Regions from separate parts of the Mus musculus genome. Here all the other regions are linked to region 2. Evidence: chromatin loops called from intact Hi-C (ENCODE). Cell type or tissue: heart. All regions are shown on one strand.

The links. Peaks named below come from ENCODE experiments on the same cell type or tissue, not always from the same donor. Only the 100,000 strongest peaks of a DNase experiment are listed, where the experiment ranks them.
Region 1: a loop joins it to region 2, with 4 times the contacts of the local background. A loop is called at or near these places in 4 of 42 quality-filtered maps.
Region 3: a loop joins it to region 2, with 6 times the contacts of the local background. A loop is called at or near these places in 32 of 42 quality-filtered maps.

What each region holds. Positions count from the first base shown.
Region 1 is chr13:64,177,300-64,185,299 of GRCm38, reverse strand. It overlaps Habp4 (hyaluronic acid binding protein 4), which reads right to left. Exons shown (of 8, transcript NM_019986.3): 6 at 3,022-3,193; 7 at 542-727; 8 at 1-27. Among named protein-coding and RNA genes, the nearest start is that of Habp4, 19 kb to the right of the region's middle. In heart, CTCF peaks have their summits at 4,166 (motif pointing left) and 4,813 (motif pointing left); no DNase peak of the experiment used is centred here; H3K27ac peaks cover 619 bases.
Region 2 is chr13:64,245,919-64,253,918 of GRCm38, reverse strand. Cdc14b (CDC14 cell division cycle 14B) reads left to right here. Exons shown (of 14, transcript NM_172587.3): 2 at 6,601-6,691; 3 at 7,319-7,394. 1810034E14Rik (RIKEN cDNA 1810034E14 gene) reads right to left here and starts at 5,219. Exons shown (of 3, transcript NR_045798.1): 1 at 4,716-5,219. In heart, CTCF peaks have their summits at 3,362 (motif pointing left) and 4,892 (motif pointing left); DNase peaks (open chromatin) are centred at 1,538, 4,928 and 5,288; H3K4me3 peaks cover 1,779 bases; H3K27ac peaks cover 2,031 bases.
Region 3 is chr13:64,305,691-64,313,690 of GRCm38, reverse strand. It overlaps Prxl2c (peroxiredoxin like 2C), which reads left to right and starts at 981. Exons shown (of 6, transcript NM_025370.3): 1 at 981-1,198; 2 at 1,356-1,424; 3 at 4,545-4,598; 4 at 4,764-4,869. The coding sequence starts at 1,007. In heart, CTCF peaks have their summits at 853, 1,566, 4,447 and 7,356 (motif pointing right); DNase peaks (open chromatin) are centred at 980, 1,430 and 3,670; H3K4me3 peaks cover 2,429 bases; H3K27ac peaks cover 2,934 bases.

The sequences.
Region 1 (8,000 bases), 69 kb after region 2:
ATCCGGGTTGGGAGCAACATCTTGGGTCTAAAAAAAAAAAAGAGAGAGAGAGAGGTCTTTATTCTTTACTTCTGTGCATTGGTGTTTTGTCTCGAGTGTACATCTGTGTGAAGGTGTTGGAACCTCTGGAACTAGAGTTACAGACAGTACACTGGTGTACATACTCATAAACCTAAAAAAGTAACTGTTTATTACATGCGAGGTACCCACCAAGGTAAGCAAAGGATGAAGTCACACAGCTTCTCACGGAGAGCTAGTGTTTTAGGTAAAGACATGAAGTGGGGAATTTAAGTCATAGAAGTCCAGTGTTAAGCAAGGTTTTTCTGGAAAGAGCTCTCTCTGCCATGAGCCTCAGCGTGACAGGCAGATGTGACACCCGTGGCCCGCCTGAGAGAATTGTGATTATGTCAGTAAAGTGACACTGTTCAAAATTGCTCCAGATCAGACTCTAGGAGGCAACCACAAAATCAGACCACTGTAGCCCAAAGCAGTTGCCCTCTCCTTCAGCAAGCCGTCAGGGATTTACAATACAGCCACTTACCACCACTTCTGCACGGGGGCCATAGTTCTCTGTTCTTCTCATTCTCCCTCGGCCTCCCCGGGTGCTGCCTCTGGCTCCCCGACCAGGGCGAGGGAGGTTACCAAAGTTAATCTCCAGCTGGGATGTGATGTCATTGGCAGCTTTCCGGAAGACGTGAGACTCATCCTCATAGTCCTCCTTCACCATCTGAAAGAGTTATAGGGTCAGACGGGCACAGGCGCAGCCATCTCCACAGATGCACATTTTTAATGTGCTGCCCTGGTGGTCTGTGTGACCCTGTGGACTAGGAAGACCCTGGATGTGTCCCAGCCCTGAACACTAAGACACTGTCTAACACAAGCAAAACAATACTTCAGACTGGCATGAAACTTTGGCGATCTTGCACTCAGGGTCCCAAGCACCGGGAATATATGCATCAGATCCTAGTTAGTCTATTCAGGTAGAAGTAAGTCCTGCTGGATGCGGTGGCTCGCGCCTTTAGTCCCAACATTTAGGAGACTGAGGTAGGTGAATCTCTGAGTTTATGAGTCCAGCTTGGTCTACAGAGTGAGTTCCAGGACAAGCAGGACTATACAGAGATACCCCGTCTTGAAAAAACAAAACCACAAAAGATTTGGCTCATGCTTTTTAAGAACAATCCCTGGCTAAATTCTGCAATGACCAGAAGATTAACATAAAGACATTCACTTTATTGAAACCAAACTAATGAAGCTCGGTGACTCAGCTAACTTGGTTACCTCAAATATTCCAATAGATCTCTGGAGCCAGGAAGATGGATCTGATGTGGTTTGAGGAACTGGCTTCTATTTTTACCTGTTTCCCAGCCTGATGGCACAGTGGTTTCACAGGAAGCTTTATCCTGTCTCTGGTGGAACATCCCAAAACGTGTTAGTAATGTGTCTTAGACTTTGAACTGACCAAATAGAGGACAGTGAGTATGCTGTGTCACCAGTCATGACTGACCAAAGTGCACCTGGAAACTGCCATGATGTGGATCTCAAAGGACCCATAGTGATGGTCTTGGCGGGTGGTGCAATCGTAAAGAGGTGAGGCATGATAGAGGCTGTGTTCTGGATAGAGACACTTGGACACGTGGCTGGTTTTGGGCCACAGTCTGGCAAGCAAATAAGGTTTTCTGCCATCTGTTTGCATTTTTGATGTGACAGGCCCAAAGCCACTGGGCCACACAACCTGAGGCTGAACCAAAGCTTTTCTCACTATAAATGACCTCAGGCATTTTTCAACAGTGCTAGAAATCTAACAAACTTCTGACTGCAAGTCAGGGAGTAATATCCAGCAGGGAAGACGACTGTTCATCACAGCCATCTGCATGGTTTCATGCTGTGACTGACAACAGGAATTCTTACATTCTACACCCGGGTGCTTCAGAGTTCCTTTAACTTCAGCAACAAACAAACAAATGCAATTAAATGACTGATGCTTTTCCCTGGAATATCTCGGTTCAGGCATCTGGTAAAAAGTCTGATGTTGGTCTCTGGAAACAGAACCACGTTGGTAACGTGCTTGCATAGGGACTTGAGTTTATATGCCCAACACTCAATCAAAAAGCTGACTGTGGCAGGGCACATCTATAGCTGCAGCACCAGGGAGGCAAAGACAGTCTTCTTGGAGCTCACTAGCCAGTCTAGTTGCATTGGTGAGGCCCAGGTTCACTGAGATCTTGTCTCGGAAAATAAAAGTGGAGAGTGACAGGCACACGTGTACACACACAGGGATAGAGCTGTATAGAAACCATGCAGAACAATAAGGTCTGCACAACACTGAAGTCCTTAATAATGCCTTCAGGACAGCTGGTTGTGGAATGGTGTCTGACCGTGCTATCAGCAGGCCAGGGGCTTCTCTTTTGTTTCTAGAGCTGGGCAGAGGAAGCAGGGCTATTAAAATACTGTACAAAGGGATCACAGAACTTATGTTCCCAGCTATTGCTTCAACTGATCAACTGACCCATTGGAAGATAAGCACTCATGGTGGTGCACAGCTCAGGGTGCTGAAGCAGGAGGATAGTTTTAATACCAGACCAGGTGACACACTAAAGTCTAAAACCAAAGGACCTGAGAGGATTGCATTCTGATCATCAAAAGGCAGAGCCAGTAATGTTCAAAACATCTCCTCTGTGCCTCTTTCACTGAGAGACCAGACTTTCAAGGCTTCCAGAGAATGTGTAGTACCTGACTGTGCACATGCCAAGTTCTAGTCCTTTCCATCATCCTTGATGAAGCTTGAACAGAAACAAGAATGCCAAGCGGCAGGCCAGCAAGATGGCTAAGTGGGCACCAAGTCTCTATTCCTGACAACCACAGGTTTGACATGTACTCCTCAAATACAAAATAAATGTTTTGGTGGTGGGGAGAGGAGAACAAGAATGCCAAATAGCAAGGTCCTATTTCCACACCCACTGAGACTGGGCTATTATGTGCCTCATGAGGTCAACAGTACAGATTCCCCTGAGACAAGCTTACATCGTCTCTGTATCTGGACTTGTGAATCACCACTGCCTTGGAAGGAACTGTGGACTCTGGCTTCCGAATATTGAACTCAGGCTTTGGTCTGGTTTGTTCTTGAAGGTTTTTCCACTCATCTAAGGTCATCTCTTGGACTTGGTTTTCCTCTTCTACCTCCAACTCAGGAACTCTGAAAAGATACATAATCATAAGAAAGACATTTTTTTTGGGGGGGGCTGGTGGGACCAAATGTCTACTTCAGAAAAGCAAGTTATACTTTTGTGGGACTGTATTGGAAATGTAAATAAGGTTAAAGGTGACCCCAAGCCCTCGGGGTCACGTCTTGTGAGTTCTCTCTACCATCCTATGCCTTCTGCCAACTGCAGGAACAGTCTGTGCTTCACAACAGTCTGGAAATGATGTCATCAGTCATCTCTATCACACTGCACCACCATGGACCCTTCCTGAAGGCAGATGGGCAGTATGAGAACTGTGGGAGAAAATAAGAGATGCTGTGGACACAAGGTAATTGGGAACCACCGACAGAAGTCTTAAAGGAATGGGTCACAGTGCCCACTTTTATAAATCTCTTTAGTTGGTTCTAAAAGGAAAAAAAAATGGTATTTCAGACTTTCTCCAGGCCCATGCCCCAAGCCTCTTCCTTATCACGCCTTTTTTTTTTCTACATTTGTCTGATAACTTCATCATGAGAACCTGTTGAAACGGTTTTCATGTTTTCCCCTCTTCTCTGACTCATGGTTTTAAGTGAGGTTTAGTGATTTATTTTATTTTATGTACACTGGTGATTTGACTGCATGTCTGTCTGTATAAGGGTGTTGGATCTCCTGGAACTGGAGTTACAGACAGTTGTGAGCTGCCATGTTGGTGCTGGGAATTGAACTGGGGTCCTCTGGAAGAGCAGCCAGTGTTAACCACTGAGCCAACTCTCTAGCCCTCTGAAGTGAAGTTTTAATTGTAGACTTTTTTTATATATTGAGAGAGAGTGCTAAGAGTGGAGCTCAGGGACTCCCATGTGCTAAGCAAGTGTTCTAGCCCCATCCTAGCTAACAATTCGAAATGTTTAAAGCAGGCTGGAGAGATGGCTCAGAGGAGGAATTAGGAAGACCTTAGTCCAAATCCCCAGCATCTTGTGCCCTCTTCTGGCTTCTTCAGGTATTGCATGCATGAGGCAAGATAACACAAGTTAAAAGCTTTTCAAATGTCCACTCTGTTAATCATCAGAGAAATGTGGCGCAACCCACGAGGAGTTACACCATTCCATATCCAATGGTCAGCTAGTATCAAAAGGTCAGTCAGGGTATGGAGAGATGGTTCATCAGTTAAGAGCACTTGCTGTTCTTGCTGAAGACTTTGGGTTTGGGTCTTAGCATCCACTTGGTGGCTCACAAGCAGCTGTAGATTTGGTTCAAAGGAATCTACTGCTCTTTTCTGGTGCCACAGGTACCAGGCATTCATGTGGTGCACACACACACACACACAGAGAGACAAAACATTCATACATGTAATTTTTAAAGAAAGAAAAGGGGAGTGTCTTTAAAGGCAATTAACAAGTTTTGACAAAGATTTTTTTTTTTTTTTTTTGGCTGGTGGGACCAAGTGTCTACTTCAGAAAAGAAAGTTATACTTTTGTGGGACTGTATTGGGGATGTGATTATCAACGTAGAAAACAGTCTGGGGGGCCGGAGAGATGGCTCAGTGGTTAAGAGCACTGACTGCTCTTCCAGAGGGCCTAAATTCAATTCCCAGCAAGCACATGGTGGCTCACAACCATCTGTATTGGGATGTGGTGCCCTCTTCTGGTATGCAAGTGTACATGCAGACAGAGCACTCATACATAGAAAAAGGAAGGGAAAGGGGAAGGGGAAGGGGAAGGGGAAGGGGAAGGGGAAGGGGAAGGGACGGAACAGTCTGGTCTTCAATTTTTTTTACAGAGTCGGGTGTCATGGCTCACATCTTTAATCTCAGACCTAGGCAGGCAGAGACAAGTGGATCTCTATGAGTTTGGTGCCATCCTGGTCTACACATCAGGCTCCAGGACAGCTGGGACTGACTACACAGCAAGTTCCAAGACATAGAGATCTTGTCTCAAATTTTTTTTTTCTGGGGACAAGAGAGATGGCTTAGTGGTTAAGAACACTGGCTGCTCTTCCAGAGGATCTGGGTTCAATTCCCAGCAACCACATGGCAGCTCACAGCTGTCTGCAACTCTAGTTCCAGGGGATCCAACACCCTTATACAGACATACATGCAGTCAAATCACCAATGTGCATAAGACTAAAATTTTAAAAATTATTAAATTTTCTGAGAGTTCATATATGATCCAGGAATTTCATACCTGAGAGAAATGAGAACGCGCATCCCTATCAAACACATACATGAATGTTTACAGTGGCTGTTATGTACAGCAGCCTCAAACTGGAAACTATTAGCATGTCTGTCACCTGACAAGTAGATAAACAAAACAGGGATTTTAAAATATAGGCCATAACATGACAGAAATTTAGACATATGGCAAGTGAAATAAGCTAACGTGTCTTCTCTTTTCTGTGTAAGATTCCGTTTATATGATCGGAAGAGGCAAGCTCAAAGACAAAACAGGGCAGTGTAGCAGGTGCCCTCAAACATCAGAACACTGATGAGGAACAATTCAGCTGCTGTCAGAACACAGGGAAGGATGGGTGTGACACACCAGTAAATTGGCTAAGTTGGAAGAATAAGCATGCATTTCAGGTTGTTCACTAAAACACTGGCTTACAGGACTTTAAGCTCTTCCATCAAGTTCTAAGCCTGGGAGGTGAAGGTCCACTGTGGCGGAATGGGGAAAGCCCCAGTGTCAACTCAATCAGCCAGAGCTGGGGTGGCAGGTCATCGATCGTATCAAGAAACGGAATTCTTAAACCATCAACAATGACACAGCTGCTGGGAGATTAGTGTGATTTTAAAGTCTGACAGAGCCACAGAAACAAGAATTCTCCCTGAAGAGTCCTACATAACTCGCTTTCCCAGCTCATAGAAATGAGTGTGTCTGTGACTTTAGTTAACGCAGTCTAAATAGGCACGTTAACTGTGAATCCTATTTTAAAAACACATTCTTAGTTGTTTTGAGCAGTAAATTCACAGCTGTCACAACCGTCAGTCACTGTCACTCGTGTAAGAGATGTAGGGGGCCCCTCCCTCTCTCCTATTTGTAGATAGGAGCATAGCTGAGCATAAAACACAGCCCTCACAACTCCAGTTGATTATTCCTATTAACAAATGAGGGCAGATTAAATAACTGGATCAAACTGGCTCAGTCTGCTCTGGCAGCTGAAGGGGGAGAAAGGGAGAATCAGCAGCAGGGTGAAGGGCAAGAATTCAGCAAACAGGGAAGGGGGGGGGAGGATAAGGTGTGTTCAGAAACGTGAAGTAGGGAGCCACAAAATGAGTCCTGAGAAGGCACGAGAGTGGTCAAACATGAGGCACTGGAGGGGTCTGAAGGGGTCGGAGAATGTGACACTCAGAACGCCCACATGACAGCCACTCTGGTGCAGAGAGAGGCTCGGGAGCTGCAGTGACAGCTGGACGTCAGAAGTTTAGGCTGTGCCGGTGACAGGGATGATTAGGGACACAATGAAGGCCTGAATTGGGGGTAGGAGAGGACTGAAAACTGGACTTCCAAGGGAGACTTAGAGGTTTCTGCTTGGGGAAGCTGATGAGTGTTGATGCTGGTCCGGAGCACAGACACCTGCTGAGGCCCAGGGGGTTGTGGGGAAGCAGGCAAGCAGCTCAGTCATGCTGAGCATGAGGTATCAGTGGCGAAGCAGGCGTAGGTGTGCAGGAGACAGACACACAGACCTCGGACCTCGGACTCGGGTTGAAGGATGAAGGCAAAGATCTGTATTTTGGTGTCAAAACACACATATGACAATTCGAGAGCAGGGTACATAAGATCACATAAAGACGGAGAAAGAGAACAGGCCTGAGGCAAAACTCTAATGAGTTTCGAAGGAGATGCTCAAGGCAGAGGGAACCCAGAGCGCAGTTAGCCAGAGAGCTGAGCTTAAGTCAACACAGATTTAGGTTGAAGTGGCCGCTAGGCCTGGTGAGGTGAGGGGGGAGTATTCAGAGGGTGATGACGACACAAAGCAGGCCTGGAGTTATAGAAACAAGTGATGGAGGAATGAACACAGCTCCGTGTAGGGCTAAGGGGAGACTTTAACATGAGACTGCATACACTTCAACTGTCCAGAAGACCAGAGCTGGGGAAAAAGACATGTACAAACTGAGGGTTGAGAAGGTCAGTGGGAATGACCCAAAACTGGAAGAGGTGGGAGAAGAGATGGGAAAAGGGAAGACCATCAACTTCCCAGCTGTGGAATTTCCATGAGGTGTGGCAATGATGTGGGGAAGTGCTGTCAGGGTCTTGGAGAATCCATGAAGTAGTGATGCTGGACAGTGCTGGCTGGTCTTCTCAGAAAACTGGCTATCAACACCTTACCAGATGCTACCGAGGGGGCTGCAGAGATGGCTCAGAGGTTAAGAGCACTGACTGCTCTTCCAGAGGTTCTGAGGAGTTCAGTTCCCAGCAGCCCCCGGGGTGGCTCACAACCACCTGTAATGGGACCCGATGCCCTCTTCTGGTGTGTGTCTGAAGACAGCAAAGGTGTGCTCGCATATATAAAAATAAATAAATCTTTAAAAAGAAAAAATAAAGATGTTACCACGTGGCTAGTGAGATGGCTCGGTGGGTAACGCTGCTTGTTACACAAGCCTGGTGACCTGAGATTGAGCCCTGGAACCCACATCAAGGTGGAAGGCGAGAACCAACTCTACAAATTGTTCTCTGACCTCCGCGTGCACGTGCGATGCATATACACACACAATAGTAAGAAAGTAACCAAACCAAACCAAAAACCTTTGCAAAAGTTCCAAGCACCCTGTCTTGTGACTTGCTTGGCTATGGATTCTGACGGGGAGAAGGCTGAGTGAAGAGTTAC
Region 2 (8,000 bases):
TGAGGAGTAAGTGAATCCAAGGTCAGTTGCCATTATCAAGTTAAGTTAAGAAACACTGTGTTCTTTGCAATTTAGGGTAGGGCAGGTGTTTGGAAAGTCCCAAGGACACTGTTGGATAAGGAAGGGGCTTCTTAAAATTCCACAGAATAATGAGCCTCATTAGTGTATGACTTATAGGACATGGCCATAGTCAGTCAGCTTTAGGTCTGCATGTGTTCTTTCCCTGCCTGCAGTTTTTCTTTGAGGCCTTTATTACTTAAAGTCTTGTTTGCAGGAGGGTCAGGCTTCCACTTTGCCACTTTTCTGTGTTAGTGGACCGTTAATATTATTTTATGGTTCTTAGGAGTATAGGCATATGCTCATGGCTCTATTTCTTTCCCAACAAGCAGACGTAGTCTTTCTAATCTTAGCCATTCTAGCAGACGGACCGTGCTGCTTCCCCGTGATTGAATCTGCATTACTCTGACTTTGCATACTTCTTTTTCATGAACTACAGGCCATTTATTTTCTTTTGTTAACTATCTTCAAGTCTTTTGTTCCAGTTTCCATTTTAAAAAAATATAATGTATTAATCTATGTGCGCCACAGAAGAAAAACACAACAGTACTACCGTAGTAGTGTTTTTTAAATCACTCTGAATTTTTCTAAAGGAAAATTATCAGAATGGACTAGAATTGTGACTTGTCCAAATTGTTGTTTTGAGAGACTTTAAACATAGGAGATAAAGTATAATTAAGACCTTGCTTCTGATAAAGAAAGGCTCAGCTTTCTAGTCTGTGGGTGCAAACTCATATAGAGCTGGTGACTGAATGTGGGGGTTGGCTAATAGTAAAACGTTTCTAAAACGTGCAGCGAGTGAATATTGTAGTCTTTGCTTGTGTTGCTGCCTGTGTAGCTAGCTTCATTGCACCCTTTGGTTCTGAACTTGCAGTGGGACAGAATTGACAGTTTTTGAAATCTCCTGAAACTTATGCCGTTATTTATGTAAAATAGCATGTGTTCTTAGCACCAATGACTGTAAAATCAAAATGACTCCGAAGAAATCTTTCAGATGCTTTGTGTCCTGTAATATCAGATTATTTGCCCCCAAATCCTTTTTTGTTTGTTTGAAGACAGGGTTTCTCTGTGTTAAGCCCTGACTATTCTGGAACTCTCTTTGCAGACCCGGGTTTAAAGGTGTGCACCAGTATCACCCTCGCCAACAGTTTATTCACGTGAATGTAAAGAAGCACACCCAAAAATCTGTGGGCAAAGTGGTTTCCTGTAAGAAAGTTTAAGAGGGTCTGAAGTGAAGTTCTTTCAAAATGTTCCTTTAGGCAAGTCTTTATTTTGAAATGAGGTAAATATTGACATCCATCTTTCCCCCCCTCTGAAGTTATTACTTAAATAGAAAAATAAGACTCTGTTCAAGTTTCTGGCTTATAACTGTAGATGAGCATCCATCTGCCTAAAGTGCCCTGTATGTCTCTTCTGTGACTTCTCCCTGGGTCAGCTCTGACAGTTGTGCCTGATGGCCACGTGACATGCCTGCGGTAAAATCTGACCACACCCTCCTGCCCTACTATTCTGTCCGACTGAGTCAGTGTCCTCAGACTCGAGGATCCACCAGACTCTGCCTCCCCAGTGCCAGGAATGAAGGCATGCGTCATCACTGCTAGATTTTTATTGCTGTGCCATGACCAAAAGCAACTTGGAGAAAAAGGTTTATTTTAGCTTAAAACTTACAGGTCAAAGTCTTATCACTGAGGGAAGCCAGGGCAGGAACCTGGAGGCAGGAACTGAAGCAGAGACCGTGAAGGAGCTCTGCTTACCGGCTGCTGCTCATGTCTGTCTGTGTGTCTGTCTGTGTTGGTAATGGAGCCCCAGGCCTTTACTGAAGGGCAGCAGCACTGGGCTATACTTTTGCCGAATACTAAGGTCTTGTTTGTTTCTGAGACAAGGTCTTGTGTATCCCCAACTGGCCTGACCTCAAAGTTTATGTGGCTGAGTATGTCCTTGAACTCCTGTTCCTCCTGATCCCACTTCTTAAGTGCTGAGATTGCAGGTGTAGGACACCATGCTCAGTTTTCTATGGTGCTGGGCACAAACTCAGGCTTTTTGCACAGGCAAACAGCATCTCACTAAGCTGCATCTGCAGCTGACACTAGGATATGAACTGGACTTTTTCACATAGCCAGAATGCATGTGAGACGTGTTGGATAGCTGCAGTGAAGCTTCAGGGCCCCTTGTTTAAAAGATAAAAGATAGGGGAAGTCAATGTTTTTTCTCTCAGTCAGTGGTCATAAACTTCAGAAGTCACACAACAGGGCTGAAGGAGGGGACAGTAAGAGGTAGCTGACTAGAGGTAGCAACTGGCTAGAGAGACATTGTCCATTGAGAGTGAGTGGCTGATCTTTGGCCTTGGGTCTGTATGGGGAGATCTTAGTGGAAGAGCTGCTGCTGCATATACTATACTGAACAGGGGAGCTCAGCACACACAGGCTGACAGGGAAAGAAAGCTTCCTTTCTACCCAGAGGAATATGTTTTCCCGTGGTAAACTAATTCCAAGATGTTCTTAGTAAGTCCAAGTCTGTCTGGGTATAGATCCCTGGCAGAGCTCTCACTTGACAGTGCTTGCAACTGTTGGTTGCAAGTTAACTGGTTTAGTTCTCAGGCCTGAAGAAACCAGAAATTTGCAAAACCCAGGACTTTTTGTTGTTGCTAGAGACAGAATCTAGATGAGTACTCTGTACACCCCCAAGCCCCAAAGACTCGGGCGTGGTGGTACATGCCTTTAATTCCAGCACTTGGGAGGCAGAGGCAGGCGGATTTTTGAGTTCAAGGCCAGCCTGGTCTACAAAGTGAGTTCCAGGACAACCAGAGCTATGCAGAGAAACCCTGTCTCGAAAAAAAAAAAAAAAAAAAAAGGTTGTGTGAATCTGTGTGTGTTGTGGGGTCAGAGGATGACTCAGGAATTCATTCCGTCCTTCCACAGTGTGGATCCCAGGAATTGAACTCAAGTTGTTAGGCTTAATAGCAAATGCCTTAAGCCATTGAGACATCCTGCTACCCTGCTTCTTTTAGTTTGTAAAAAAGGTTTGTTTTTAAATCCTGAGGCTAGGTGTAGAGGCACACCTTTAATCCCAACACTCATGGAGGCAAAGCCAGGCTGATCTGTGTTAAAGGCTAGCCTGACCTACCTGTTAAGTTCCAGGACAGCCAGGGGGATATAGAGAGACACTGTCTCAAAAAAAAAAAAAAAAAAAAAAAAAAACAAAGCAAAAAATAACCAAAACAAAGTAAGCAAGCAAACAAAAGTCAAAATCGTGCAATTTCCAAAGATTAGAGAGTGCACACCTTTCAGTGTGTGGAGAGGGCCCTCTTCAGGCAGCCTCATGAAGTGCTTCACATCTCAATATGAATTTAGCTTTGAATAAACATTACCCTGCAAGCTTAGTTTTCAAAATCTTGCCCTTTTGAATAGATAATATGTAACCAAAAGTTCAAAAGCTATAAAAAGGCATAAATCTTTCTTACTCTCCTTTGTTTCATGCTGGGTCATCTGCTCTAAAAAATGCTAAAACTGCTTAACAATTTTCTGACTTAGGTGTCAGTAGTTGCAGGCACACAGGTTTTAAGGCACACATGGAAGGCATCCTCACGGGTAGGGGTGCTTGCAAGACGGCCTGATGACTTTAGGTTGGTCACTGGAACTCACAAGGTGGCAGGAGATGAAAGGACCTCAAAGAGTGGTCCTCTGACTGCCACACACACATAATAATGAAAAGAAAAAAAAAAACCTCAAACTTTAAAATGGCATTTCTGTAATTTTTGTAATAATATAATTGAAACTGGGTTTGCTTGGTGAATTTAGAATATTCTTGACTTGCTTATTGTTTATTACTGTGAAAACTAAGGAATGTATCGCCAGGGCGGTGGTGGCGCACGCCTTTAATCCCAGCACTTGGGAGGCAGAGGCAGGCGGATTTCTGAGTGTGAGGCCAAACTCAGGTCTACAGAGTGAGTTCTAGGACAGCCAGAGCTACAGGTACAAGTATAGAAAGAATCCGTGCCCCATACTGACTGCTGTGGGGTGTGTGTGTGTGACAGAGAGAGAGAGAGAGAGAGAGAGAGAGAGAGAGAGAGAGAGAGAGAGAGAGAGAGAGAGAGAGAGAGAGAGGTAGGTCATGATCTCAGTCTGATACATCTGAGATTCTAGAATAAGGTTAAGAAATATGCAGGTCTTTGGGGATCACAAATAATGTGTCATTTTTAGGAGAACTTGCCCTTTTCATTTTCTTTCAAGGGACTTTCATTGGCGACTTTTCACTTCTCAGCACTTTTCTGTAGAAAGTTTGGGAAAACTTGGGGAGGTAATAAAGATCTACAGACTCAGCACCATATGACACCCAACAAAAGTGGGGTCAACTCCATCCCATCCTGTGTGTTAACTTGTTCCCTTGAGATTAAGAACATAGACTGAAAACTGTGAATGGTTGCTAGGAAGCACATCAACTGTTTTGCTTTTAGACCATCCCCATACCTTTAACATAGCAAATGACCGGAGTATTACATTTATTTTAATTAAAAATTTGTGCGCCCTACCCCCACTGTGTGGGGAGGTCAGAGGATAACTTTGTAGAGTGGTTTCTGGGCATTAAACTCTGGTCCTCAGGCTTACAACATTGAAGGGCAAGTACTTTTACCTGATGAGTTTTCTTTAGGGGAGACTGACCTTGAACTCTTGATCTTCCTTCCTCTTTCTGCCTCCACGTACTGGATTATATTCATGTCCAACTCCAGCAGAGTCACTTGGCAGTTTCCGAACTCTGGTGCAAGAGCCCAGGTGCAGGCCTGTCTGATCTGAGCTGTGACTCTCCGTTGCTTGGGTCGGGGAGTGCCCCCTGGTGGCAGGCAGCGGTGGTGGGCGGGAGACCGAGTTTGTGGGGAAGGTTGCGCCGGCCTGGCCTCTAAATCCTTTATCACGCGTGCCTGGGTCGTACCGGCCAGCCGGTTTTGAGCTGGCCCAGTGTACCCAAAGCTAGCTTAGTCGCTCCCTTTTCAAGACATCTGGTCTCTGGCCGCGCGTGCCTGTGTGTCTGCTTTCTTCCTTTGCAGGACACTTGGACCTAGTTGCGTGTGCTCGTGGGCCAGGTCTCTTTCCTTCTCTCTTTCTCCCTCTGCAGGGCGGCTGACCTCTGGTCGCGCCTGCCCGTGGGCCTGGCCCCTTTTGCAGGAGACTGGCCCCTGGCTGCCCCAGGGACGTCCTAGAGTTTGGACTTCCGGGGTTGGCTCCCAGTCTGCTGCTTGTCACCCGCCAGGGCGTTTCCGTGCCCATGCATGGGCGCGGCCCTTTAAACTTCACTGTTTTTTAGACTTTGGGGGTGTGGTCACACTTTCTTTTTTTTTCTTCCCGTCCGTCCGTCGCGGTCATCCCAGACTCGCGGGTCCTTCTCTTGCCCTGCTTTCCAGATGCTTTGGAGTCATGAGACGGGAGGGCGCAGGGACCCCTCTGATGGCCGAGGTGATCCGAGGTGAGTGCACGGGGCAGGACTTAGGATGGCTGGAGGAGCGACTTGCTGCCCTAGGAGCCCAACTGGCCTCCTTTCTGGGTCCACTGACTTTGGGGGTAAACCTTAATGTGCCTTAATGTGCTTGTGACCCCTATGTCCTACAGCCTCTCCACCCACCCTGTGTGGGAGCTGGTGAAATTCCCAGTCCAGCCAAAGATCAAAGGTCATTTGTGATTAGAAAGGACAAAGCCCTGTCACCCATTTGAATGCGGCTGCAAGAAGTTTGTTGCATTTACTAGGAGATATTTGCAGCTGTTCTGAGAGAGGAGATACAGATTGGAAAGTTTAAAGTACCATTTGAGAAAAGGACGTCTCGGCTCTTGTTTCTTACCACTTTGATTTTTGCCATGTTTTGGGTGTAGGTATCTGAGTGCTGTTAAGATGTTGCCTTTTTCTGGGGGTTGGTGGGAATAAAGATGGATGGAGCCTTTGAACATCACTTCCCTTCTTGCTGAACTCCACAGCATCTGACTCATGCAACACAGATTCTACCCCAGTCTGGCCTCCCCTCACATTCACCTTGATTTTAAACAGCAATTTATAAGAAACCCAAAGCAGTGATTCCAATTTAAAAAATACGTATCTATGAGATTAATTGTATAAACATACCACCTTGTGTTCTATAGTTGTAAACAGCAACATGTATTTTCATGTATTGCTACATGTATTTTCAGTGTGTCATCGTAAACTTAATGCATGGTTATAGGCTAGCTATCAGAGGTATGCTGAATTTCCTGAAATTTCTTAGTCTAGTTGCTGCAGAAACTGAAACAGTACCACTACATGAAATAATCACCTACCACCATGGTCCTTACTAAGATTAAGACAATTTCTTCTTTAAAGCTTTGCTTATTTATTAATATTCACCAAAGAGACTTTTTGAAGTTACACATTGTCACCTCTGCCATCTGAAACATGGGGTGGGGTGGGGGGGACACAACAAAATCAAACAAGCCATCTTTGAATTCATCAGAAAGGAGTTGGGTCTTGGCTGGGGACACCTGTTTAAGAACTTGAAGAAAAGAACACTGCTGTTTTCCATTGCAGATCGCCTTTGTTTTGCCATTCTCTACAGCAGACCAAAGAGTGCAACAAACGAACATTATTTCAGCATAGATAACGAGCTAGAGTATGAGAAGTAAGTATTGCCTCTTGGAAGACTCAAACTTTTGAAATTTCCTCTGAGGAATCTCTAGGTATGTGTGCAGATGACATAGGCTTGGAAAAATTGTATATCTGAAAAACACTTGCAGCTGGGTGCTGTTTCAGATTCTTGGTTAAAAAAAAAAAGATCTTTGAGGATACAAAGAACCTCTATTTAAACCCTGATTAGTTATTCTTATAGTTTATACTATAGAGCTGTGTAAAATAAGAATGTGTAAAATACTGGTTTTGCTAGTGGATAATATGTCAAGAACAATTTTTTTTTTTAAATTGAGGTTAGTTATTCTACGATTGGTGTGTGTGTGTGTGTGTGTGTGTGTGTGTGTGTGTAGGGCTATGTTAGGGGGAGGTAACAAGATCTGGTGCAAGTAGCTGAGCTCTCTGCTAATGAGGTGCATAACTCTAGCTCACTTGTTGAATAATTATGTAGGTATTGTTTACCAGAATAATTCCTTCTGTTAGTATTAGTAGGGCAGGACCTTAGAATTGTATGGCCAGTGTTAATTTGGGTTGGTGGATGCCCTCTTGCCGTAATTTTAGGAGCGTTTACATTCAGAGCAGCTAAAACATGTATACTTGTTTCTATTTATTTTTTTTAAAGCTTCTATGCGGATTTTGGACCACTCAATCTGGCCATGGTTTACAGATATTGTTGCAAGATAAATAAGAAGCTCAAGGTAAATCTTTTAACTCAAGGTTTGACTGAAGTGATCAGATTCAAAACGGGAAAGAGTGCTTCTTCCTCTTACAAAACAAAACCGTTTGAGACCAGGTGTGCTGAGCACTCAGGCGAGAGATCCCAAGTTCAAGACAAGCCTGTGCTACACAGCAAGATCTTATCTTTAGAAAACAGAAAAAGTTTACCAAGACACCAGTTGCCTACTGAGTTATGTTTTAGGATGCTTTGAAAACGTAGCGAACGTTTAGAAGGTGTGGCGGAGCGCCCCCGGTAGTCTCAGTACTTGGAAGAAATAGCCGTGAGATCACTTGGTGCACAGCGGCTGTTTAAGACTGTACAGCCTGACCGACATTGTGAGATTTTCTAAGTGGTGTTTCTCATTGTGGGAGTATTTATTTAGATTGTGTACTTTTATTTTTCTGAGTCTGCAAAAAATGGCTCTGTAATCAAGAGTGCTGGATACTCTTTCAGAGACCCACACTGTACATCATGACTATCTGTCACTAGAGTTCTAGAGGACATGACACTACCTTCTGGCCTGTGTGCCTCTGCAAGCACATAGTACATTCATACGTGCATGCAAGCAGAAACACATGTTAAAAAT
Region 3 (8,000 bases), 60 kb before region 2:
TTGCCATGAGTTCAATATTTGGGATCCACACGATGGAAGCAGAGAGCCAACTTCCAAAAGTCCTTCGACTTCCACACACAAGAGGAACTTGTATATACCCACAAAGAGACAACACACACACACACAAAATAAATAAAATGTAATTTAAGTTTTATTTGTTATTTTTTTTTTTTTTGAGACAGGGTTTCTCTGTGTAGTCCTGGCTGTCCTAGACCTGTCTTGTAGACCAGGCTGGCTTCGAATTCAGCCATCTGCCTGCTTCTGCCTCCCAAGTGCTGGAATTAAAGCGTGCACCACCACAGCCTCAGCTATTAATCTAAAAATTTTAATGAACTGTTATTTTTAATTTCTTCCTCCCCACCCACTCCTCCTCTGTCTCTCTCTCTCCATTCCTCTGTCACTCTTTCTGTGTGAGTGCAGATGCCTGCAGAATCCCCAAGAAAGTGTCAAGAGTTACAGGCAGTTATGAACATTTGATGTGGGAACTGAGAATCTAACTTGGGTCCTCTTTCAGAGCAGTAGGCACTCTGAACAGTGCCTACTGTGGGTGCCAGAGTATCAGATACCCTGAGACTAGAGTTGTGAGCTGCTATGTGGATGCTGGAAACTGAACCCCCTGGTTCTCTACCAGATAAGCCAGGGCTGTTAACCCCTGATCTATCTTTCCAGTCCTTCTTCAGCATTTCCTGTGTTACGACTGTAAAGAATATGATTTTTATTGGAAAGTGTTGTAGGCAGTAGAAAGAGGGAGTGCCTCAGCCGCACCTCCCATAGCACTGTCCCCTCCCTTGGTATTCAAACTGGAAGAACGGTTTGGAGTGTTTTCCTTCTGTAGCTCCGTAGCGTCCCTTGTGGCCACGCCTCCGAAGGGTCGGCCCCGCGTGGCCCCGCCTCCAGTCCCCTCCTCACCCTCGTGACCCCGCCTTTCCAGTCTCAGCCCCGCCCCTCCCCCTTAACCCCGCCCCCCGCGGTCGGTGGCTGACCTGAGCGGTCGCCCTCCTCCGCGATGGCCGCGCCGGTGACGCGGCAGGTCAGCGGCTGCGCAGGCCGGGTCCCGAGCCCGGCTGGCTCGGTCACAGAGCGCGGGCAGCCGCTAGCGGCCGCCGTAGCGGAGCTGCCCGTGCTGGACGCGTCTGGGAGACGGGTGACGTTCGGAGCGCTGTTCCGAGAGCGGCGAGCCGTGGTGGTGTTTGTGAGGGTGAGCACGGGTAGGGCGGGAGGGGAAGTGCCTCTCGTTGGCCGCCCAGATCCTGGGCCGCGGCGGGTGCAGCACCTCGCCTGGAACCGACCGCCCGGACCTTCTGGAACCTGGCTGCTACCTTGTTGACGTGCTCTTCTGCATGGTTGCCTTTCAGCATTTCTTGTGTTACGTCTGTAAAGAATATGTCGAAGATCTGGCCAAAATCCCCAAGAGCGTCCTCCGAGTAAGTTTCCCGAGTGAGCAACAGCGGCCGATGCAGTGGGGGTGAGCTGTGGGTGGGTGGCCCCTCCTTCATCCTCTGGGGCTGCTGAGACCCACGGGGGTCTATTTCTGTCCTAATGCGCTCTTTTGCGCCCTCTTGGGATCGGACTACCATAATTTTACCTGGTAAAAATGCCTGTGTCAAAATGTTGCGTAAGAACGCAAAAAATCAAAACACAGACAGCAACTGTGTTTACAACCCAAATAGTAATCCATTATAGGAAAATGTAACGTATATTAAAAGTGCAGCTTTGCGTTTTTCTTCAGTCGCCAGAAGAGCTTTGTAACTGAAGACACTGGGCATTTGTAAAACTAAGATCTATTTTCAGCACACATTTACAGGATGAGTGAGGAAAAAATTAAAAACTTCTGCCTGCCCTTCTATTCCTTTTGTTTATAATACACTGAAGCATCTTTGCGTTGTAAACATTTTTAATATTGTTGGCATAAGTTACTCAGCATAAAGAGAAATGGGTCTCGTGATATTTTCATACATGCCTATTCTGTTATTATATGTGGTCACCCCTTCTTGCTGCTTCCCTCCTCCAGAGCCACACTGGTCATCTTTGTCTTCTTAATATTCCTTTACCCTCTCATTCCCTCATGCATCTAGACCTCATCCTCACAACACCCTTTCTACTCTACATAAATATGTGCATATAAACTTAAGCCTAGTTCTGCATGTGAGAGAAAACAATACTATATTTGTCTGTCTGTGGCTTGTTTGACTTGGCATAATGTCCATTTCCACTCATTTCCTGCAGTTCATAAACATTACCTCATTCTTCATAACTGATTACATTTCCCAGTGTGTGTGTATGTGTGCGTTTATGTGTGTATGTGATGTGGGGGGTTGTTGTTGTTGGGTTGTTTGGGTTTTTTTTGTACATGCATCTGCTGGCAGATACCCACACTGGTTCTGTATTGTGAATAATGAAGCAATAAACATGATGTGTATGTGCTTACAAAGAACATATAAAGATTATTTTATTTATATGAGTACACTGTCACTGTCTTCAGAAACACCAGAAGAGGGCATCCTATCTCATTACAGATGGTTGTGAGCCACTATGTGGTTGCTGGGAACTGAACTCAGGACCTCTGGAATAGCAGTCAGTGTTCTTAACCATTGAGCCATCTCTCCAGCCCTCACAAAGAACATTTAAAGTAGATGGCTTTTGGTGATTTTGGAGTAGCACATTACTAGTAACTGTGTCACTGTGCTGGACAGCACATTTCTAAAAGGATCCCTCTTGCTCATGTCTCCCTGAAATTGTACCCTTTGAGCACGTTTCAGTGTGTTCCACCCCCTTTCTCCCAGCCCGTGGTAGCCACTGTTTTGTTCTCTACTTCCATGAGTTATAATGTTTGACTCCGTATGTATTCCGTGTGAGGTCATCCAGTGTTTGTCTTTCTGTCCCTGGCTTATTTCACTCAGCAGAATGGCCTCCATGTTTTACAGATAACAAAAACAAACAAACCCCTCAGCCAGGCTTGCTGGCCCATGCCTTTAATGCCAGCACTCAGGAAGCAGAGAGAGGCAGGAGTAGCTCTGAAAGTTAGAGAGCAGCCTGGCCTACAAATCAAATCTAGGACCGCCAGGGCTCTTACACAGAGAAACCCTGTTTCGGAAAAACCAGAACCAATTTCTTTTTTATGGTTGGATGCTACTTCTTGGGGTACCACACTTTATGCATTTGTCCACTGATGGACACCTGAGTTGCTTCCTCACCTCAGCTGGTGTTGACGGTGCTACGGTGAACATGGAAGTGTGGGGTTTCTTTGGCGTGCTCATTTTAATTCTTTCGGCTGTGTCACCCACAGTAGCAGTTCTGAATCACGTGGCAGTTCTCTTTAAGTTTTGGAAGAACCCTTGTACTGCCCTGATTGTAGAAGCTGTTCAGTTCATTCTTACCAGCACCGTGTAAAGATCCTCTTTGTTCCATGTCCTCACCGATACTTCCTTCTGTTTGATTAGTAGCATCTCTCCTAGGGTGAAGGAATACCTCATTTCTGTTTTCATGTCTCTAATGATAAGCGATGCTCAACAGTTTGTGTCGAGAGTGTACAAATTTGTGCACGTGGGTGTACAAGTTTGCACATGCATGTGCGTGAAGGCCAGAGGGTAAACCACAAGTGTTGCTCCTCAGGGGCTATTCGTGGTTTTTATGTAACATCTCGCTGGTCTGGAGCTTGCTGATATGAATGGACTGACTGGACGGGGAGCGACAGGATCCACCTGCTTCCTCCTCTGTCTTGCTGGGGTTTTGTGGGGTTTTGCACACACGTGCAGCTGCACTAGCCTTTGTGCATGGATTCTGGGGACAGAACTCAGATCCTCAGCAAGCACTTTACCCCCCCGAACCATCTCCCCAGCCCGAGAATGATTTCACACGGCTTCTGGCTTAGTCCTTGGTTGTTAGAGGTCAAATCTCAGAACCTGAGAGTACTAGACAGGTCCTGATCCCTATCCCATTTTTGGTCCATTTTTAAAAACTGGATTGTCTTCTTGCTGTATTTGAATTTGTAACATAGACTTCATAGGTCTTTTTGACAAGTGCCTACTTTGCATAGGTTTTCTTAGTCCAGTCAGTGGGTTGTGTCTTTTCTCTGTCGTTTTCCTTTGCTATAAGGAATACACAACCTTCTTGGTGTGTTAACTTTCGTTTCTGTGTCTTATTGACTTATATGTGCAAGTGTGGAGGTCAGGCAGCTCGCAGGAGTCAGTTCTCCCCACCACGTGGGTCCCTGAGATGGAACTCAGGTCAGCAGGCACAACAGCACCTTTACTCACCGAGCCAGACCACTGCTACACAAGTGCTACTGAGCTTCCCTCTGCGTTTCCTTCTAATAGTTTTATGTTTGACTCTTAGGCCTTGAAATTCTTACCTAGAGAAAACAAATCATCTGAGTTACTCAAATATCGTAGTATGCATTTCTTTCTACTCAAGCAATTTTGTTTTCTATTCTCTTCGAAGCCTATAGGTGGCATTAGAACAAAATGAAAGAATTGCTTTAGGGAAAGTTCTTTCGAATACACATAGTTTCTAATAATATGTACTTGTCCTTCTTCCTCCCAAAGGAAGCAGATGTCACCCTCATAGTGATTGGACAATCATCATACCATCATATTGAGGTAACTATCTAGCAAACTGAGGGGCCACTGTTTTAAATAGGTTTCAGATACAAAATTACATTTGTTGAGCTGAGTATAGGCTCCTTGGCAGAAAGCTAGGTTGTCCTTATTTGTCTCTCATTTGTTCTCATGAGAAATTCCAATTATTTTATTCTCTTTTTTTAGCCTTTCTGCAAACTGACTGGATATTCTCATGAAATCTATGTTGATCCTGAGAGAGAAATTTACAAAAGATTGGGAATGAAAAGAGGTGAAGAAATTTCCTCCTCTGGTAAGACATGTTTCACTTGTGATATGATTCTCTCAGACACATGTGTCTTCTCATACTAGGAGTTGTACATGGCAAGGCTGTGTTCAATAGTCTTTGTGACAAAATAGTTATCCAAGGGGCTGGTGAGTTGGCTTAATGGTCAAGGGCACGTGCTGCTATTTCAGAGGACCTAGGTTCAGGTCCCAACACCCACACACTGGCTTACAACAACCTGGAACTCCAGTTCTGAGGGATCTGACACCCTCTCCTGGTGTCCAAGGGCTCCTGTACACATGAACACATATACACATACACACCTCTATATGATTTTTTAGATAATAATAAATAATCCAAAGGCTTTTCTGAGATTCAGGCTTCGAACTGTCAGCTCCCTGTAAAATAAATTATTTTTAAAATTTTACACATTTTCAATATACAGTGGTGTAGAGTAAATACTTTCATTTGAGAAAAAAGGAATGATAATGGGTGTCTTAGGGTTTCTTTTGTGGTGATAAACACCATCACCAAACATAACTTGGTGAGGAAAGGGTTTATTTTGTCTTATACTTACACATCACAGTCCGTCAATGAAGCAAGTCGGGGCATGAACTTAAGGCAAGGACCTGGAGGCAGGAAGTGAAACAGGAGCCATAGAGGAGCACTGCTGACTGGCTTGTCCCCATAGCTTGGTCAGCCTGCTTTTCTGTACAGCCTAGGAGCACTCACCCAAAAGTAGTCCCACCCACAATGAGACAGACTTTCCCACACCAATCATCTATTAAGATGTCCTACAGACTTGCTTACAGACCAGTCTTATTGAAGAGGGATTTTCTCAGTCAAGATTCCTTCATCTCAGATATTTTTTTGTGTCAGGTTGATAAAAACTAACCAAGACAGCAAGGAAAGACCAAATTACAGCAGGACTAATACCAAAAGCCAAACTCCATGTCCCTCACCTGGAACTCTTGGTGGAGTCCTGCGCTCCAATAAGCCTAGACAGCCCCACCCATCCATTTCTGCTGTCTGCAGCATGTGTTGCCCTTCTGCTGAGCTGGCTCCACTCTATGTGGGAGGCTTTCTTTAGCAGATGTCCCACAGTCCTGGCGTCTGTAGTATCCTGGGATCCCCATTGCAACATCGTAAGCTTTACCTTCACAGCTCTATGGGGTGGCCTTTCAAGCCACTTGCAGGAATGTGACACTGCTACACATGGCCTGGCCCCAGCAGCTCTGTGGGACATTGGTGCAAGCTGTCACGGTCCCATAACTTCTGCATTTCTCATGTTTACAACCGCCACAGTCAGTGCTGCCCAGTTCTCTGCCAGTTCACATTGCAGGCTGACTCCCTTCTACAGTAGTGATGATGACCTGAGCCTCAGTGGTTGAACCAGGTCCCTAAGCCGTTCTTTTAGGGCAGAGAACCCCTCAGTAGTACTGTCAGCGCGGGCTCTTCTTCAGGTGGACTTATATCTCCTTAAGCCCGAGCCTCCAGTCTTGGGGTCCTGTCCTCCAAGCACCTCACCTCCTTAGCAGTCACATCGTCCTTCTCTGCACAGGACTTGTCTGTAGAATTTGCTCACACCCTCTTTTTTGCTATGTCATGTCTCTGCCCTCCCTCTGACTGCACGGCTGATGGGGAAGAGTGAATTGTAACCATGCACAGCTTGTACTAACGTTACCTGTGTTACCTGTTGTGAGACGGCTTCGGCCTGACAACCTAGTCCATTACCTTTGAGTTCAACCTTGCTTTTTTTTTTTTTTTTTTTTTTTTTTTTCTCCAGGAGGTGGGCATAGTGTAGCCAGATTCTTTGTCAGAGTGTGACACTAATGGTCAGTAGCCCTGTTCCCACTTAAGTCCTGTTCTCCTTTATGCCTCAGGAGCCAGGCTTCCACAGTTTGTGTGTTTCTCCTGGCATTCTGGTCTTCCTGGGTTTTTGTTGTTGTTTTGTTTTTTTCTTTATTTCATTTCAAATGCTATCCCCTTTCCTAGTTTCCTCTCTGAAAATCCCCCCTCCCCCTGCTCCCCAACCCACCCACTCCCGCTTCCTGGCCCTGGCATTCCCCTGTACCGGGGCATATGATCGTCACAAGACCAAGGGCCTCTCCTCCCACTGATGGCCGACTAGGCCATCCTCTGCTACATATGCAGCAGCTAGAGACACAAATCCCACCATATGTTTTCTTTGATTGGTGTTTTAGTCCCAGAGAGCTCTGGGGGTTCTGGTCTTCCTGTTAAGCTCCGATTCTTTAGGAAGTTCCTTATAACCCACAGCAAATAACGTGGGGGCGGGGAGGGGGGCATTGGATGAACAAGCAGCCAGGAGAAAAGTGTTCTCTTTAGTCCTGTTTTTTGTGAAAACAAAAACAATTTCCACAAAGACTTCTAGTATTTATTTTTATATTTAAGGGAAAAGGTTCTAGAAGATATTACAGTATTCACCTCAAAGTTGAAGTGAGAAAATTGGCATTTTGAGAGGACCAGAGAAGCCTTGTATATGCTAGGCAAGCTGTCTGCCACCAGGTGGCACCCTAGCCAACCTTTCATCAGGGCATCTTACTTCCATGATTAATATAAAAACATGGTGAGTTTACATGCTTTTGTGACTCAGTGCCAGTCAGCTTCCCAGTAACAGTTGAAGCAGAGAGCGAGGCTTCTCTTCCTGTACTGTAATGATCCCTTGCAGCTCACTGTATGCCCACTGGACCACGAGTTATAGAGTTCTATGTTATTCAACGTTGCATTGCCCACATTCCCTACTCTTGCTATAACTTCAGTGTGCTTAGTAGACCTTAACAAGCATTAGCAACTCCCAATGGAGGAGCTAGAGAAAGAACCCAAGGAGCTAAAGGGATCTGCAACCCTATAGGTGGAACAACATTATGAACTAACCAGTACCCCGGAGCTCTTGACTCTAGCTGCATATGTATCAAAAGATGGCCTAGTCGGCCATCACTGGAAAGAGAGGCCCATTGGACACGCAAACTTTATATGCCCCAGTACAGGGGAACGCCAGGGCCAAAAAGGGGGAGTGGGTGGGCAGGGGAGTGGGGGTGGGTGGGTATGGGGGACTTTTGGTATAGCATTGGAAATGTAAATGAGCTAAATACCTAATAAAAAATGGAAAAAAAATAAAAAAGAAAAAAAACAAGCAT